Linked DNA regions of Homo sapiens: region 2 is linked to region 1. Evidence: chromatin contacts called from ENCODE Hi-C or POLR2A ChIA-PET data. All regions are on one chromosome and are shown on one strand. The core of a region is the stretch at or near the end of the contact, and the rest is flanking DNA. Distances in the headings are between cores, read along the strand shown.

Region 1 (6,896 bases), core at 3,179-5,678:
ACTAGACAAAGATGTATAGAGAAACAATTTTGATTACAGAAAAAAACTGAGTGCCATCTAAACATCCATGAGTAGGGGACTGTCGTGATATGACTTATTATACAACACTATGCAGCTATTTAAAAGAATAAAGACAATCTCTATGTTCTGTCATGAAAAGATGTTTGTGATTACTGTAGATTTGTAGAAAGCAAGTTGAAGAAAAATATGTTTAGTATAATCTCATTTATGGTAAATGAAAACACAAAATGTGTGTATCTCAATTATGTGCAGAGAAAACTTAGCAGTTTTACTCTGCAGAGTGGGATTGCAGATGAATAGAGAGGGGAGATTTTGCCTTGTTTTTTTTGAAAATTAACTTCTTTATTGAAATATTTCAATGAGCATGTGCTACTTATTTTTTTTTTGAAGTTTTTTTAAATTATACTTTAAGTTCTAGGGTAGATGTGCACAACATGCAGGTTTGTTACATATGTATACATGTGCCATGCTGGTGTGCTGCACCCGTTAACTCGTCATTTACATTAGGTATATCTCCTAATGCCATCTCTCCTCCCTCCCCCGACCCCACGACAGGCCCCAGTGTGTGATGTTCCCCTGTGTCCAAGTGTTCTCATTGTTCAATTCCCACCTATGAGTGAGAACATGTGGTGTTTGGTTTTCTGTCCTTGCGATAGTTTGCTCAGAATGATGGTTTCCAGCTTCATCCACGTCCCTACAAAGGACATGAACTCATCCTTTTTCATGGCTGCATAGTATTCCATGGTGTGTATGTGAGCATGTGCTACTTATTAAGAAAATACACCTTTCATTTTTTTTTTTTTTTTTTTTTTGAGATGGAGTCTCACTCTGTCATCCAGGTGGGAGTGCAGTGGTGCCATCTCAGCTCACTGCAAACTCCGCCTCCCGGGTTCAAGCGATTCTCCTGCCTCAGCCTCCCGAGTAGCTGGGATTACAGGTGTGCACCACTAGGCCCAGCTAATTTTTGTATTTTTAGTAGAGATGGGTTTTCACTATGTTGGCCAGGCTGGTCTCAAACTCCTGACCTCAAGTGATCTGCCCACCTCAGCCTCCCAACATGCTGAGATTACTGGCGTGAGCCACTGGGCCCAGCCAGAAAATATACATTTCTAACAAATAAACAATCAGCACCAATCCTCTTGAACTGAGAGTGTTCTGATTGAAGTCTGTTTGGTATTTTGTGGATGGAGACTTACCTTTCTTCATTCCAAGGAGTGTATATTGTCATATATTGTTCTCTTTTGCCCATCCCAAATGGCCATCTCTTGAATCACAGAGCTGCCTAATGAAATCAAGTAGATGAATCAATGAATAGGAATAAATTGGGTACAGTTTCAACATAATTTTTTCCAGAAAAGGGGTTCTTTCTTCCTGTGACCTCTAACCTATTTAAGCACAATGGGGAGAAAAATGTGGGCTATGGCCACCCATGGGCTGGAATCTAGTTCTACCACTAATCTGATCTGAGATCTTGGGCAGGTCACAAGCTCTCTGGATTCTCTGAACCTGTTTCCTTATCTGTCAAATGAGCCAAATACTTGCTTTCCCAAGGCTTACTAGGGTAGTTGTGAGGTTCTAAAGAGATAAAGGAGGAAAAATACACCTGAGCCCAGGAGGTTGAGGCTGCAGTGAGCTGTGATCGTGCCACTATACTCCAGCCTGGGCGACAGAGTGAGACCCTGTCTTAAAGGGAAAGAAAAGGAGGAAAAATAGATTTTTGTCAGGAGTGCTGTAAAACTTGGTAGTGTTATTATTTGGAGAAGGTGATTAAACCTATCTAGGTGACCTTGGATTTATCACAGGTGCTATTTCCTGGGCCTAAAGATTGCCTAGTCTTTTTCCCAAGCTTTTGGTCAAAAAGCAGTGAGGAGAAAGAGCATTGCTTCAACCAGATGCCTAGAAAGGGGTGAGAAAGAAAACAAGAGCAGCATTTACTGTATGCTTGCTGTGGGCCAGATCCAAGTTACGTGATTTACATATTTTATATTGTTTGATCCTTACAACAAGGCTATGATTTGGCTATCTCAGGCTACATTTAGAGATCAGAAAGCTCAAGAATAAAGAATATGTAAGATAGGTGTGAACCCTCATTCATTCATTTAATAACAGTACAATCATGTGCTGCATAACAACATTTAGGTCAACTGTGGGCCGCCATCAGTAAAGTCACAGGGCAACGCTTTACTCACATGTTCGTGGTGATGCCCGATGTAAACAAACCTACTGTGCTGCCAGTCGTATAAAAGTCTAGCACATACAATTATGTATAGCACATAATACTTCATAATGATAATAACCATGTTACTGGTTTATATATTTACCATACTCTACTTTTTATCTTTTAGAGTGCAGTCCTACTTATTAAAAAAAAAAAAAAAAAAGGTAGCTGTAAGACAGCTTCAGGCAGGCCCTTTAGGAGGTATTTCAGAAGAAGGCATTGTTCTCATAGGAGATGACTGCTCCATGCATGTAATTGCCCCTAAAGACCTCTTCCAGTGGGACAAGATGTGGAGGTAGAGGGCAGTGATGTTGATGATCCTGATCCTGTGTAGGCCTAGGCTAATATGTGGGTTTGTGTCTTAATTTTCAACAAAAAAGTTTAAAAAGTTAAAAAATTTTAAAATAGAAAAAAGCTTATATAATAATATAAAGGAAGTATTTTTGTACACTTATAGAATGTGTTTGCCTTTTAAGCTAAGTGTTATTACAAAGGAGTAAAAAAGTTAAAAAAATTTCAAGTTTATAAAACTAAAAAGTTACAGTGGCTGGGCATGGTGGCTCACACCTGTATTTCCAGCACTTTGGGAGGCCTAAGGGAGAATCTCTTGAGGCCAGGAGTTCGAGACCAGCCTGGATAACAAAGGGAAACTCCCATCTCTATAAAAAATTAGCCAGGCACAGTGGCATGTGCCTGTAAGTCCCAGCTACTCGGGAGGCTGAGGTGAGAGACTGCTTGAATCCAAGAAGTGAAGGCTGCAGTGAGCCATGATCATACCACTATGCTCCAGGCTGAGTGACAGAGCAAGACCCTGTCTCAAAAAAAAAAAAAAAAAAAAAGGCCGGGCACAGTGGCTCACGCCTGTAATCCCAGCACTTTGGGAGGCTGAGGAGGGTGGATCACGAGGTCAGGAGATCGAGAACATCTTGGCTAACACGGTGAGACCCCGTCTCTACTAAAAATACAAAAAAAAATTAGCCGGGTGTGGTGGTGGCTGCCTGTAGTCCCAGCTACTCGGGAGGCTGAGGCAGGAGAATGTCGTGAACCTGGGAGGAAGAGATTGCAGTGAGCTGAGATCATGCCACTGCACTCCAGCCTGGGAGACAGAGCAAGACTCTGTCTCAAAAAAAAAAATTACAATAAGTTAAGGTTGATTTATTATTAAAGGAAAATGTTTTAAAAATAAATTTAGTGTAGCCTAAGTGTACAGTGTTTATAATGTCCACAGTAGTGCACAGTAATGCCCCCAGGCCTTCGTATTCACTCACCACTCACTCACTGACTCACCCAGAACAAATTCCAGTCCTGCAAGCTCCATTCATGGTAAGTGCCCTATACAGGTGTACCATTTTAAATCTTTTATACTGTATCCTTACTGTACCTTTTCTATGTTTAGGTACACAAATACTTACCATGTGTCACAGTATAGTATCAGTACAGTGACATGCTGTAGTTTTATAGCCTAGCAGCAATAGCTATACAATATAACCCAGGTGTGTAGTAGGCTAGATCATCCAGGTTTGTATAAGTACACTCTATAATGTTTGCACAATGACAAAATCCTAACGACACATTTCTCAGAATGTATTTCTGTCAAGCAATACATCACCGTACTAGTTACCAGGAATACAATTGTGAATAAATAAGTAGAAGTCTCTACTCTCGCAGAACTTACCCTCAAACGGGGCCCAGTTTGAAGTTTCTCAGCTGTCAAAGGGCAATGAGGGGATTCTCATTCCATTTTATACCACTCAGTTTCTGTCTCTAAGTACTGGCACCTTCTCACCCCAAGTTTCCTAGGCTCTTCACTTTAAACCCCCTATGTAGGGCCCAGAGCCTCTTCTCCTCCTCCCGCTGGACCTCCCCTCCTGGGGCTGACATTCTCCTCCTCCTCGTAGAACTCCCTTCTGGGGGATGACATTCTTGAGTATCCTGGGGTAGAAGATTGTTGTAACCTTTTTTCCCTCCCAGAGTGTGATTATCTGAGCAGAGGAAGCCTCCAGGAAAGCTGCATTACCAGATGAGTCAGCTGTCATCACAGCCATTACCTAATGCTGAACTGGGATGGGTTCAGGAAGCTGAAGTCAGTGAATATAAAACTAAGACTCACAGGTTTGGAACTCAAGGTTGCTGGAAGCAAGAGGCTGGCGGTGTTTCCACAGCTATTGCCAAGTCTCTACTTGTTCACTCTCTCCAGAGAACAGAACAGGGAGGTCTTCAAAAGTTCCATTTTAAAAGAAGCTGGTGTTTCTGAGAAGGGACTCTCCCTTTACAGTTTTTCTCAGTGAATGCTTTAGCACGAATAGACTACTCGGGGCAGGATGGAATAGGGGGAGGTGAGAAGAACAGGAGACAACGCTGGCTGGAGAATGGTAGGTAAGAGGAGTCATTAATAGGAGAGTCCCACAGACCTAGGTTCTCGTGCTGACTACCTAGGTTCTTAAGCTAATGTCCCAACACTGAAACCTCTTAGTGGGTTCCTTATGGGAAAGACCATTAAGATGATAACAAAATTGGTCTGCGTGAAGAATCAAGACACAGATACCAAAGGAAATAGAACACATCGGCACCAGAGTTGCTGATCTGTATCGCCTTGCTTAGAAGTATTGTTGCATGTTGGCCGGGCGCGGTGGCTCACGCCGGTAATCCTAGCACTTTGGGAGGCCAAGGTGGGTGGATCACCTGAGGTTAGGAGTTTGAGACCAGCCTGACCAACATGGTGAAACTCTGTCTCTACAAAAATACAAAAAATTAGCCTGGCATGGTGGCGCATGCCTGTAATCCCAGCTACCAGGGAGGCTGAGACAGGAGAATGGCTTGAACCCGGGAGGTGGAGGTTGCTGTGAGCGGAGATCGCGCCATTGCACTCTAGCCTGGGCGACAAGAGCAAAACTCCATCTCAAATAAAATAAAATAAAAAGTATTGTTGCATGTGCTAAATGTTACCTACCCCATGCAGCCTTTCTTAGTAAACTTCCTGGTTCATGGTCAGATTGTAAGGATAGTATGTCTAGTCTCTGTGTGGCAGAAAGTAAACCCAGAAAAATCCACTGCTCATTTCTGTAACTTTTCACTCTCTGAATCCGTGGGCTAACCGACCTGCTTTTCTTACCTGCAGTTGCTTCTTCTGAACTAGCCCTTTCTCTGCCCAGACATGGGCTTCCCACCCCTATTCCCTCAAGGTACTCTTCACTTAGAAGTTGCTTCCAGACTCAGCAGTAAACAGACAAATCTTCAGGTCGCCATTTCCTGTTATCAACTTTTTGGGGGCTTTTTCCTGGCTTCTCTCTACTAACACCTGAGTCATAGCATCCTAAATCAACTCACTGCATTCTCTTTTCCTTCTTCCCAGAATAAAATATCAGAGTAAGTCTTCCCTAATCATGCCTTATTTATTTTTATTCCTTTGTAGGTACTCAACTCATTATTTTGAAAACTGGGAAATAAAAGGAAAGAACTAAGTCTCTCCCTTTCTTATACAAACTGTACCACAGGGTAGCTGAATAGTTGGTAAGGGCAAGTCTCTCTTTAGAGAAGTATTTCGCTAATGAGTGAGAAGGGATAATAGAATTAATAGGCTAATGGGTCTAGGTAATGATTATCCATGCTTCCAACATCACAAAATAGAGACAGACATTATATGATGGAAGTATATACCACCACTTATGAATTAATCTTGACAAAATATAAATCTGATTAAACTTCTAGAACTAATTTAGGAAATACAGGGACAGAGGATTCTATAAGAATGCAATTAGGAAAACTCAGACTTCAGAAAAAACTATGGGGCAAATAACTGAGATTCTTGAAGAATTTCAAGATGAAAAGAGAGGTATGGGGAGCCCACATATTAAAAGAGACTTTAGAGGAATGCCAACCAATTGCAGTGTATGGACCTTATTTTGACCCACATTCAAACAAATACACCATAAGAAATTTATGATAATCAGGGAAATGTGGACATTGAGTAGATTTTTAGTAATATTAAGGAATTGTTCATTTTGAGGTGGGGTGATGGTATTTTAGTTATAATTTTTCTTTAAAAAATCCTTGTCCTTTAGAGGTATACGCTGAAATATATATGGATAAAGTCTATGATATCTTGGATTTCCTTCAAAATAATCCAGAGGATCATGGATTCTTTCTAAGTATTGGCATTCTCTCACCCCAAGTTTCCTAGGCTCTTCACTTTAAGCCCCATATGTAGGTCCCAGAGCCCTTTCTCCTCCTCCCCCTAGAATTCCGTCCTGGGGTTCACATTTTCCTCCTCCTCTTGGAACTCCCTTCTGGGGGGTGACATTCTTGAGTATCCTGGGGAGGGGAAATGAGTGGGAGTATAAATAATGCAAGATTGGCCATGAGTAGATAATTGTTTAAGCTAGGTGATAAGTACATGGGAGTTCATTATACAGTTCACTGTTGTATATGGTTGAAAAATCCACAACAAAATGATAAACAAAATTGTAAGGTAACCACTGGAAGAATGTATCTGGAATGTATAACTTCCCAACCAAAAGAGGGATCAAAAATGAATAAGAAACAACTGAATGAAAGCCAAGAAAAGGGAAAAAGGGTGTGTGTGTGGCAAGGCAGTGGCCGGTGCGGGGGTGGGGTGTCTAGAAAGCATTTTAAGGAGAAAACATGAAATAAGATGGCA
Region 2 (6,896 bases), core at 2,027-4,526, 50 kb before region 1:
ACAAATACTTACCATTGTGTTACAATTGCCTGCCACATTCAGTACAGCAACATGCTGTATGGGTTTATAGCCTAGAAGCAATAGGCTATACCATGTAGCCTAAGTGTGTAGTAAGCTATGTTATCTAGGTTTAGTACAGCATAAGATGTTTACATAATGGTGAAATTGTGACGTATTTCTCAGATGTTCCTGTTAAGTGACACCTGACTGCACTTTAACATCATTCTTCCCATTTTCTCCAGAAACTTCTGAGAAACTCTAAGGGGCCATTAAATGAACACTTGATTCTAGCCACTGTCAGGGAGTTACCTATTAGGTGCTTTATCTATTTATGGAAGAATTGGTGATGGGCAGTAGGGGGCTATTGTTGATTTCTGGAATATGCACAGAGTATAAATATTTTAAGGTTCTGGGAACAGAAAATCCATTCTTCATTGACCTATGCCAAACAGCTCCCTGTGAAATGCATTTTGGAAACCACTGCAGAAACTTGAAAGATGAAGTTACATTCAGGATTTTCATCTAGATTTCAAGGTTGGGCCTTATCACTTTTGTTTCTAGGAAGGAAGATTCAGCAGATTTTGCTCCTATATTATCAGAGTTCTGAAAACACTTTGAGGACACCTCTGTATGCCCAGTCCAGGGAACTCTAAAGGCATTAGAGGGATAACATGTTTTGAGATGGGATAAAAGGCAAGAGAGATGACCTCTTCCTCTAGCAGTGGGCGAGCAGCTGGCTCTGCTTTTCACTGATTTTATGGCTTTGTCTGTGAAGGAACAGCAGTGTTCCACAGAGAGGCGCTTGACTGAGACAGTTGCTGTTACTGAGCAGAAGAGAGCCAGGGGGTGCAGTAAGATGTGGAAAGCATTGTTTCCTCTAAATGTGGGAAGAAATGAAAAACTTACAGGGGAGAAAAGACTGTAGTATACTTAAAAAAGAATACTTAAGTAGAATCTGAGGAGTGGATAATAGGTTGAAGGATATGTGCATATTATAATCAGTGTCATGTAGTTCCTGTAAATTAATTTCATAAAGCTTATATGGAAACAAGGTGACTTGGTAACATGGAAATCAATAATAAGTGAGAAGGGCAGGACATAAAATATGTGTACTGATATATACATACTAAAATGGGAAAAGAATATGAAAATATTAGCTTGGTGGATTTTTTTGTGATAGGGTTATGTGGGTGTTTTTTAAAAATGTAAAATATATTTGTTTGTTTGCTTGTTTTGAGACAAGGTCTCTGTTGCCCAGGCTGTAATGCAGTGGTGTGATCAGCTCACTGTAGCCTCTACCTCCCCAGCTCAAGCAATTTTCCCACTTCAGCCTTCGGAGTAGCTGGGACTACAGGTACCAGCCACCACACCTAAGTAATTGTTTAACTTTTTGTAGAGATGGAGTCTTGCTAAATTTCCTAGGCTAAATTGTTTCTATTTTGATTACTGTGTCCATAAAAATAATTTGATAATTTTAAAAAGCGAAACTAAAGAGGAAAAACATGTGTTTGCTTATTGCTGTAATTATTAGTTGCAAGCTTTCACATTTTACCTTTATGTATAACCCTGAAGTGTATTAAATAATATATGGTGTCAAATTACTTAGGTAATGGTAGGAAGCACCTACTATCCTGTGGCAAGATAATTTTTAGACTTGTTATTTGTGTTCTCTCCAAATTTCGGTTCCGTAGGGCTTTCAGGAATGTTGCAAGATTCAAAGAAGAAGCAACCACAATTCAAACGTTCTCCCGACCTCTTGTAAAAGCCGGAGAAGCGAGGAAACCCGGCATTGTTGAGGGTGGGAGAGCGGAGCTGCCAGCTGCTGGTCCCCTGGAGCTGGGGGTGGCGCGGCCGGGGTTTGGGGCGACCCTTTGGAGGAGATCGCCGGTCCCCCAGCGAGGTGTGGAGGATGAGAGCGCCTTAGGACCACCGCGAGCGACCACCCTGAAGAAGTCAGTGGAGGTCGTGACAGACTGCAAGCGAGACCCATTCCATTTCCATCTGTGCTGCAACAGCGGAGAAGGAGAGACGACACACGACCTAGATCACTCCGGGAGGGAGGGTCTGAATTAAGGTGATAGTCCGAGTTTGTGACCTGAGATTCATACTACAAACCCCGCGGAGAACAAGGAAGAGGACCGAGAGCTTTTGTCCCGTGCTTGTGAGCTGAAGCCAGGTGTTTGAAGTGTTTGATCTTCTAGAAAGCCCTTGCCCACCTAAAGTAATTGGGTACAGCTGAGGTTCTCAAACTTGAGCGTGCACCACAATCACCCGAGAGGTAATTAAAACCTGGAGTGCACTTTGGGATGCCGAGGCGGGCGGATCACGAGGTCAGGAGATAAAGACCATCCTTGGCTAACACGGTGAAACCCTGTCTCTACTAAAAATACAAAAAATTAGCCGGGCGTGGGGGCGGGCGCCTGTAGTCCCGGCTACTCGGGAGGCTGAGGTAGGAGAACGGCGTCAACCCGGGAGGCGGAGCTTGCAGTGAGCCGAGATCGCGCCACTGCACTCCAGCCTGGGCAACAGAGCGAGACTCCGTCTCAAAAAAACCCCAAAAACAACAACAACAAAAACACCTGGAGTGCTGGGGACCCCATTCCCAGAGTTTCTGATTCAGTGGGCCTGAGTTGGGGCCCGAGAATGTGCATCTCTAACAGGTTCTCAAGTGAAGCTGATGCTGCAAGTCCCGGAACGGTGCTTCGACAACTGGTGAATGCTATGCTTTTCAGATACTTTGATATCAAACTTTTGCATGGCTGCAGCTACCTAAAGTGGCGTGTCAGTTTTACCAGAGGTTACTTTTCACTTAATATTGGCTTGGTTTATTTTCAGATTTAAGAGTGGAGTGTGTTATTAGTAGATCCATTTACAAGGCTCATTTGGAGGAAGCTGTTCCGGTGCTTTCACTTACTTTATAGATGAACATAATTTTTGGAGATTTCCATGATATAGTTAAAACTATGTCTTGGTCATTTGTGTGACCTCTTTCAGTTTATGAAGTTTTCATCTATGTTACCTGGTTATGGTATTGCTCTTAACGTAAATATTTTAAAATATGTCTTTGTGTCTTTTTAGCAGCACTCCTATGAGGTAGAGCGATTGTTTTGCTTTTATGGTGTTAGTCACAGATCTAGGCTTAACTTCACATTGTTTCCCAGTGAGTATATGTGCAGGTAACATCATAAATGTTATAAAAAGGGTGTGGTTACTGCATAATGAGAGGAAAACCCAGGCAATACAAAGGAGTTTTAATTATATGACTCTCTGAGACTTCAAGTACGTAGGCCTGCCCAGCTTGCTTCCTGGGAACCCTCCTTCCTGATAAGCCTTCAATTGGAAAGAGAAAGAGGCCTCAGCCATAAAGGAAAACCTTTTTAGAGGGGTTCTGAGACCTAAAGGTCCAAGTTCTGGCATTCCCTGAAGCCACAAGGTTTCTCTGCCTCAAGGTTTCTCTGAAATCAGTTAGTGACAATCGAAGGCAGCCATGAAGAGGAAAAGTTAAAAATATGCAGACTATGTGGCCCTGGAGAAGAGGAGAGAAGCATTTTGATCCAGTTTGCTTCAGTTATAGGGAAGCTCCCAAGCTAACTAGATTGGTGGGATAGTACTTTTTATTTTATCTATACAATTTTTGTTATTGTGCTTGAACTTACATAGTAAAGTGAACAAATATTCAGTGTACAACTAAATGAATTCTTTAACATAGATGTATTCACAAACATACATACTCACACTCACTCTTGTACCCACCTTCCAGATTAAGATAATAGAGCATTCCCAAAACCACAAAAGGCTGCCTTATTCCTACTCCCAGCCAATACCCCAAAAGGTAACAGCTGCTGACTCTCTTGCCGTTGAATGGTTTTACCTGTTCCTGAACTTTGTATAAATGGAATCATACAGTATGTACTATTTTGTGTCTGGCTTCTTTCACTCAACACTATGTCTGTTAAATTCATCTACACTGTTGCCTGTAGCAAGAGTTTGTTCTTTTTCACCTCCAACCTGATCACCCCATTTCCCCAGCCCCAGGAAACCATTAATCCACTTTCTCTCTATAGATCTGTCTATTCTGAAAATTTCATATAAATGGAATCACAATATTTTGTCCTTGTGACTGGCTTCTTGGCATGTTTTCAAGGTTCATTCATGTTGTAGACTACATTAGTACCTCATTTCCTTTTATTGCTGAAAAATATTGAGTATACCACATTTTATTTATCCATTCATCAGCTGATGGGCATTTGGGTTGTTTCCACCTTTTGGCAATTGTGAATAATGCCGCAATGGACATTTGTATACAAGTTTTTGTGTGGACAGTGGAAATATGTTTTCATTTCTCTTGGGTATATATGTAAGAGTGAAACTGCTAGATCATGTGGTAACTATATTTAACTGGTTCAGGAGTTGTCAAACCATTTTCCAAAGCATCTGCACCGTTTTACATTCCCACCTGCCAAAGCCAGTCATTAGCATTGTTTCTATAGATATTAAATTAACTAAAAGTATCCCTTATGGGAAACGAAGGGATGGGCTGAATTAAAGGAATAGGTTGGGCTAGTTAACTGCAGCAGGAGCATGTCCTTAAGGCACAGATTGCTCATGCTATTGTTTGTGGCTTAAGAATGCCTTTAAGTGGTTTTCTGCCCTGGGCAGGCCAGGTGTTCCTTGCCCTCATTCCGGTAAACCCACAACCTTCCAGCATGGGCGTTATGGCCATCATGAACATGTCATAGTGCTGCAGAGATTTTGTTTATGGCCAGTTTTGGGGCCAGTTTACAGCCAGATTTTGAGGGGCTTGTTCCCAACACCCACCAGGAGTGTATGAGGATTCCAATTTACCCACATCTTCACCAAAGCTTGTTATCTGTCTTTTTTATTTTAGCCATCCTAGAAGGTGTGAGTGGTATCTTACTGTGGTTTTGGTGTACATTTTCCTGATGGCTAATGCTGTTGAGCATCTTTTTGTTTGCTCATTGGTTATTTGCATATCTTCTTTGGAGAATGTCTCTTTAGATCATTTGCCTGTTTTTAAAAAAATGGGTAGTTTGCCTTTTTATTATTGAATTGTAATAGTTTCTTATATATTCTAGATATAAGTCCCTTATCAAATATACAATTTGTCAAATTTTTATCTCATTCTGTGAATTTTCTCTTCACTTTATTTTTTAACTTTGATTAAATTAATTAATTCATTTAGAGACAGGGTCTTGCTCTGTTGCCCAGGCTGTAGTGCAGTGGCGCAATCATAGCTCATTGCAACCCCAAACTCCTGGGCTCAAGTGATCCTCCTGCCTTAGCCTCCCAAGTAGCTGGAACTACAGGTGTGTACCACCATACCTGGCTAACTAATCTTTTCACTTTTTTGATAGTGTCCTTTGATGCCCCAAATTTAAAAATTTTGATAATGTTTACCTTCTCTAATTTTTCTTTTGTTGTTTGTACTTTTGGCATCGTATGTAACAAACCCAAAGTCATAAGATTTATGCCTATGTTTTTTTTCTAAGAGTTTTATAGTTTTAGCTCTTACATTTAGGTCTTTGTTCCATTTTTGAGTTAATTTTTGTATGTATTGTAAGGTAGAGGTCAAATTTCATTCTTCATGTGACTATCCAGTTGTCTCATCATCATTTGTTGAAGACTATTCTTTTCCCATTGAATTGTCTTGGCCCCCTGTCAAAATCAGTTGAACATCATTGTGAGAGTTTGTTTCTGGACTCTCACTTCAATTCATCTGTAGGTCTAGCTTTATGCCAGTATCACTATCTTGATTACTGTAGCTTTGTTGCTTTGTTGAAAGTTTTGAAATCAGGAAGTTTGAGTTGTCCAACTTTATTCCTTTTTTTTTTTTTTTTTTTTGAGACAGAGCCTCGCTGTCACCCAGGCTAGAGTGCAGTGGCACAATCTTGGCTCACTGCAACCTCCACCTCCTGGGTTCAGTGATTCTCCTGCCTCAGCCTCCTGAGTAGCTGGGATTACAGCGCATGCCACCACACCCGGCTAATTTTTGTATTTTTAGGAGAGATGGGGTTTCACCATGTTAGCCATGCTGGTCTCGAACTTCTGAACTCAAGTGATCTGTCTGCCTCAGCCTCCCAAAGTGCTGGCCCAACTTTACTTTTTATCAAGATCATTTTGGCTATTCTGGGTCCCTTGTAATTCCATATGAATTTTTCGATTTCTACAAAAAAGCCATCTTGTATTTTGACAGTGATTGCATTGAATCCATAGATCAGTTTGTGGAAACATTGCTATTTTAAATTAAATATTAAATCTTCCAATCCAAGAAAATAGGATACTTTCCATCTAACTAGGTCTTCTTTAATTTCTTTCAACAATGTTTGTGTTGAGTGTACATTTTTGTTAAATTTACTCCCGAGTATTTTATTCTTTTTGATGTATTTGTAAATGGAATTGTTTTCTCAATTTCATTTTCTGTTGGCTCAGTGCTACTCTGTAGAAATACAATTGATTTTGTATATTGATTTTGTGTCCTGCTACTTTACTGAACTTTTTAATTAGTTCCAGTAGTTTTTTAGTGGAATCTGTAGCATGTTCTACCTACAGGATCGTACTGTCTACAAATAGAGAGAGGTTTACTTCTTTCCAATCTGTATGCCTTTTACTTCCTTTTACTTCTTGCCTCACTGCTTGGAGGCTAGAACTTTCTGTGTAGTGTTGAATAGAAGTGTTGAAAGTGGACATCTTTGTCTTGTTCCTGATCTTAGGAAAATAGCATTTGTCATTCACCATTAAGAATGATATTAGCTGTGGGTATTTTGTAGATGTCCTTTATCAGGTTGATGAAATTCGTGTTTGTTGTTGTTGTTTTTGTTTATAATCAGTTTTAGCTTGCTGAAGAAAGTCCACTTCTATTCCTAGTCTGTTGAGTG

Evidence for each region. A loop is a pair of places that touch in the nucleus more often than their neighbours do. ChIA-PET counts read pairs that join two places held with the same protein, here RNA polymerase II (POLR2A).
Region 2: a map of IMR-90 shows a loop between it and region 1 (4-fold over the local background). The contact joins two enhancer-like sites. A Hi-C loop is called at or near these places in 2 of 168 maps with a recorded cell type or tissue (DLD1 and IMR-90). POLR2A ChIA-PET finds 5 or more read pairs at or near these places in 10 of 52 experiments (BJ, Caco-2, H1 and 6 more).

The regions. Positions count from the first base shown.
Region 1 is chr3:150,467,208-150,474,103 of GRCh38, reverse strand. No RefSeq gene overlaps it. Among named protein-coding and RNA genes, the nearest start is that of TSC22D2, 62 kb to the right of the region's middle. RefSeq lists an enhancer at 4,376-4,876. Within about 2 kb of position 4,428, at least 13 of the 41 ENCODE cell types and tissues checked have a DNase peak (open chromatin) inside an H3K27ac peak, as active enhancers do; they include PC-9, where a contact is called at or near this core.
Region 2 is chr3:150,515,556-150,522,451 of GRCh38, reverse strand. No RefSeq gene overlaps it. Among named protein-coding and RNA genes, the nearest start is that of SERP1, 27 kb to the left of the region's middle. RefSeq lists enhancers at 1,354-1,854, 1,855-2,355. Within about 2 kb of position 3,276, at least 5 of the 41 ENCODE cell types and tissues checked have a DNase peak (open chromatin) inside an H3K27ac peak, as active enhancers do; they include PC-9, where a contact is called at or near this core.